Linked DNA regions of Homo sapiens: region 2 is linked to region 1. A link is a loop called in an ENCODE intact Hi-C map of the cell type or tissue named here. Cell type or tissue: HCT116. All regions are shown on one strand.

Region 1 (2,500 bases):
GATCTCTGCTCGCTGCAACCTCTGCCTCCCGGGTTCAAGTGATTCTCCTGCCTCAGTGTCCCAAGTAGCTGAGACTACAGGCATGTGCTACCACACATGGCTAATTTTTTGTATTTTTAGTAGAGATGGTGTTTCATAGTGTTAGCCAGGATGGTCTCGATCTCCTGACCTCATGATCTGCCCGCCTCAGCCTCCCAAAGTGCTGGGATTACAGGCGTGAGCCACCACGCCCGGCCAAATGTGGTTTATTTATATGTGTGTGTGATATATATAAATATGTATATATAGAGAGTAATAAATGATGTCAGCATTTAGAAGACGTACATAACTCAGTCAACCAATATTTTCCAAATGATCAATATATGAAGTCACAAAGTTTGGATAAAAGATCCATTAAATTTTAAGAGGGACCAATTGATTCTAATGTAACAGAGAACAAATAATTCATTGATATGGTTTCAGACTTTACGTTGCAACTAACCTTTGAGAAACCATCACTTGTTGGGTTTTGATGTAATATGAGAGAAGAATATCCACAATTATATATTTAAAGGCTATTAATGTATTCATCCCCTTTGCAACTACTTATCTGTGGGAGATTGGATTTTCTTCAAATCTTCAACCAAAGCAACATACAGCAATACCTTGTATGCAGAAGTAGATGTGATAAACCAGCTGTCTTCTTTGAAGCCATACAGTAAAAAGGTCTGCAAAAATGTGAAAAAAAAACACTCTTCTCACTAGCTTTTGACATATATATATAATTATTTTTAATTGTTTAAAAACGTGGTAATACGTAATGTGTTTATTAATGGTACTTTAAGTGAGTTAATAAATCATTTTAAATTTTTTAAACTTTTAATGTAGTAAATACTGATACATCTAATCCACAAAAGCTCTTTGGGATACTCAATAACTTCTATGAATACATATAAAAGGGTCCAGAGAGCAAAAAGATTAAAAACCTGGGGCCAAAGGAATCCCACAGGCTGTCCTGATGCAGATAGGCCACAAGGTGGCAGCATGCGCCCTCTGATAACTCCGGAGTCACCTTTCACTCACTAGGAGTCTCTGAGCAACCTCTTTTATCCATCACTCCCTTCCACTTCCTTCCTTACCTTCATGCTTCTGTGTGGCACGTCTTTTTTTTTTCTAACTAGCTTTATCCACCAACGCCTTCATAATTACAGGGCATAGCCATCTCCTAAGCATAAGTTCTGGCCAAACCAAGCCAGTCATTCATTTTATTCTGCAAACATTTGTCAGGTGTCACTCATATGCAAAGCTTATCATCCAGGGATGAGTACATTGAGAACACTGCTCTCAAGTAGTTAATAATATAATGAGGGAGACAGATCCAAACGCCAGTGATTATAATGCCTGCTGAGTGTGAAAACCCTTTATTCTTTACAAAGGGCTGTGGACTTCAAAGGGAGTCCTGAGAGCAGAGGATGCCAAAAGCCAGATGCTGAGATACTCGCCAAAAATTTCTGCAGAGATCTGGAACCTAGGGACATAGTGAGCGCAAAAGCCAGGTTCCCAAGAGATCGGGGAGGAGAAAGGGTTGGAGCAACAGAAGCCAGGCAACAAAAGGGAATGCCAGCTTTCTCAATTTTGAAGGTGGCATGTCTGAGAAATTAGGAGGATGATGAGCAGAGGCAGCCAAGGTGGAGACAGGGGGAGAGGTCCAGACTTGGGGAAGCTTAGGTTGAATGTCTAAGAAGCCAGATCATTGGAGGGTCCTCACTGTGGATGCTGGAGCAGCCCAGCATGGGGGCAGGGAGTGCGGCTGCTCTCAGCAGAGGGCCTCAGAGACCTCAGGATGGCCAGTCAAGGGAGGCCACAAGGATGCCAGGGGTGGTCAAAGCTTGATGTGGACTGAGCCCAAACGTGGTAGAACAATGGTCTGAAGCTACCCGTGGATAGCTTCTGTAAGTCATCCTAATGCACTAGAGTCTAGAATGAGCACTGGGGAAATGGGGGATGTTAGGGCGCTTGTGGTTAGGAGACCCGTACCCAGAGATCTCCAAGGAAGAGCACTTGGGACTCCCAGCAAGGAGGAAGACAGGGAGTGGAGGAATAGGCAGCAGGCTGTGCGCAGCCTGAGTGGGGCTGGGCCTCAGGCATCAGAGTCCCTGTGAGGAGAGGGACCTGACTTCACCTGCAGGTGGAGCAAGTAAGCCAGGAGACAGTGTCCAGGGGCCATGAGGCTAGTAGTAGTCATGAAGCCCACCAAGAGTCCATCAAAACTTGGAATCTGTGCTAGAAATGACCTAAGGGTCAGCTGTCCCAATCTCCTCATGTAATGGATAAGAAAATGGAGGCCCGAACATGGAAATCACTTCTAAAGACCACCAGCAAGTCTGAGAAAGCTAAGGACTAAAACCAGCTCAGTCCCTCAGTCCGGGTCCCACTGTGTGCCTGCTGTAACACCCCCATTACAACACAGGAGGGGTAAAGCTCCCTGAAAGACCACAGTGGGAGCTGCAGAGAAGGGAAA
Region 2 (2,500 bases), 400 kb after region 1:
GAAGGCAGTTTATCTCAGCAGTGAAGGGATGGCAGTAATGGGATGGCAGTCAGGGTGGACCAGCAGAATGGGTGAAGAGATGTATTGGATTGGCTGACTTGCTAATCGGAGCTATTCTTTTTTTCCCCTTTTGAAATCAGGTGGAGATGTTACAGCCAAAAATATCTGGTTGGCAGAAAGTGTTCTGGATATCCTGACAGAGCAAAGGTAGCATCCACCACGAAGGGTGGGGTACAGGCCAGATAATGGCCATTAGGAGTGTGGGTGTGGGAAATGGGGATGAAAGGATTGTGTGGCCCAAGAACACCTTAAGTTAGAGAGGGGGAGGCAAGGAGAGGGAGAGACAAGTGTATTGTTGGCAAGTGAAGAAATTAATGCCCAAGGAATGAAGGAATGGGAAAGAGGTCTTTGCCAAAATATCGCATAGCCCAGAAAAACTGGCTTCATCTGATAAGGGTTTATTTTTGATCCAGACCTCCTTGGAATGTTTATCTTAGGGGGAAGTTGGGGAGGAATGAGCTCAGTAGAATTGGGCCAGCCAAACACCCACGCCTGGCAGGTATCCTTTTCTCCCCTGCAAGCTTCTCCATCCAACCCCTGCTCTTTTTGAAGTGGCACAGGGGGCAGTTGGGGTGGAGCAGGTAATAGAGATTAGTGAATCCTGCTGGAGTTTGCATATAGGGTTTGGAGGTTCCAGTGGTAGAGGGTGCATCAGGGGGTACATATTGGGCTTTCTGGCTGATTCTTTCCCTTATCCATCAAAATAAAGGGCCAGAAATTTTATGAGGGCTATTCCACATCTGAACTTGTTTGGAGGTGAGGCTTTCCCCTTGGTTTCAGTCTTCCTCTTGCTTGACTTCTAAGTCTCTTTTCTGATTGAGGACACCATAGTAGTCAAATGATTGAGAGGGCTAATAGTGTCCATACTATCTGTAGTTCAGAAGAATGGACCTCCTCCCAACGTTCACACTTGTGAAAGAGATGGCTGTGTGCTGTGCTCTGCCCAGGTCTGAGAGCCCTGCCCTGTCTGCTGTGCAGTGCCACCTAGTGCTCTGGGCACGGATGTGCAGCCACATCTGGGCCTGGAGCCACTTCTGTTATTGGTGTCATTGCACTAGCACGTGAGATCCTAACAGTCTCTTCTTACCAGATAGGTCTTTGTTCCTTTTTACTGTCCTGGGTCAGGGGGCCTTTCAACTCTTTCTTTCTCTTTATTATGCCATTCCAGGATTCAGGTAATTTCGTTACCTTTGCTAGCAATCTTTCTAAAAAGTGATTTTTCTTATTTTATTCGTGGTACCAAATACGTCCTGTCCCCATACCTTAAAGCTGAATTTCCTGTACAGGCATCAGATAACAGCCAGATAACTGCCCTGTTTTCTACCCTCCAAAAAACTTACATCTTTTGGTGAAAGTCAATACCTAGAAATTTAAAACTGTGTCCTCTCCTACACCCTCCTTCTCACTCCCTTCCAAATGTTTCTAGGGCTGTGGAGTTAAAAGGTAGCAGGTAGGGGAGGAAACGTTCCCCAGTAACCTTGGCTAGTGTATCCATTCTGTGAAAAGAAAAGGCCACAGAGTCTTTTAATTAGGTGGCTTGAGTAGTTTTCCGGAATCAGGATGTGGCCTGCTTGGACTAATTAAACACCATCTCATCTTCCTGCAGTTCCCTGCCTTCCAACAGGGGGGCCAAAGCCATTACAAATTGTTTGCTGGGAGGAGACAGCGTCTCAATTTTGTCACTTAGAGACAGGATTAGAGTTTTAGGAATATCCCCACTGTGTCTTTCTCTCTACTCCTTTTAAAGCAACTGGGAACAAATCTTTCATTACCCCCTTTTCCCTCAGGGATATTCTGAAACTCATGGGAAAAGGAGTTTGCCACCCAAAATCGGGTTCTTTTTTTCAGGTTGTGATTTAGGACAGGTGACTCATTGTGTGGGAGTGGGGACTCGTTGTGTATCAGTGACTAGATAGAGCCAGGGAAAGGTTTGTGGCATGGTGAGCTGCTAATGATAAGCAGACTGAGCTAGCACAGTATGTTCTCAAAACTCCAGGTCCTGAAAGGGTCTTGGCAGTCCCCACATGTTCTTGCACCACACTTAAGAACCACTGACTTAGGGACACTTACCCAGCTTTTCCCCATAGTCTGACCTGGGTAGATACTGTGGTTAATTCTGTCCCTAGTACCTCACATGTTGCTTGGCACATGATAGGCACTCAGTAAATGTTTGAATGAATGAGTCAACAAAGAGAGTTATTTTCTTGGAAGCTAAGTAGTTAGGTGGTAAAAAGAGATTGCTTTCATTTGGCACTTATCTTTATAGGCACTTGGAAGAGAAAATTAGGAAGTTGTCCGTAGCTTAGCCAGTTGATAGTCCAAGATAGATACTAGCATGAGTGAGCAAGCAAAAAATCAAAGCATCTACTCCCAGTGTCAAATCATCAATTATTTCTGAGGCACTGTAGCCAAGCCCAAGAAGCGTGAATTGGGAGGGTGA

The links. A loop is a pair of places that touch in the nucleus more often than their neighbours do. Peaks named below come from ENCODE experiments on the same cell type or tissue, not always from the same donor. Only the 100,000 strongest peaks of a DNase experiment are listed, where the experiment ranks them.
Region 2: a loop joins it to region 1, with 12 times the contacts of the local background. A loop is called at or near these places in 17 of 110 quality-filtered maps.

The regions. Positions count from the first base shown.
Region 1 is chr1:153,351,607-153,354,106 of GRCh38, forward strand. No RefSeq gene overlaps it. Among named protein-coding and RNA genes, the nearest start is that of PGLYRP4, 4.0 kb to the left of the region's middle. RefSeq lists silencers at 1,070-1,119, 2,145-2,194. In HCT116, CTCF peaks have their summits at 1,011 (motif pointing right), 2,147 (motif pointing right) and 2,346; DNase peaks (open chromatin) are centred at 1,035 and 2,135; H3K27me3 peaks cover 270 bases.
Region 2 is chr1:153,748,549-153,751,048 of GRCh38, forward strand. INTS3 (integrator complex subunit 3) reads left to right here. Exons shown (of 30, transcript NM_023015.5): 6 at 141-207. Among named protein-coding and RNA genes, the nearest start is that of INTS3, 22 kb to the left of the region's middle. In HCT116, a CTCF peak has its summit at 1,055 (motif pointing left); a DNase peak (open chromatin) is centred at 1,043.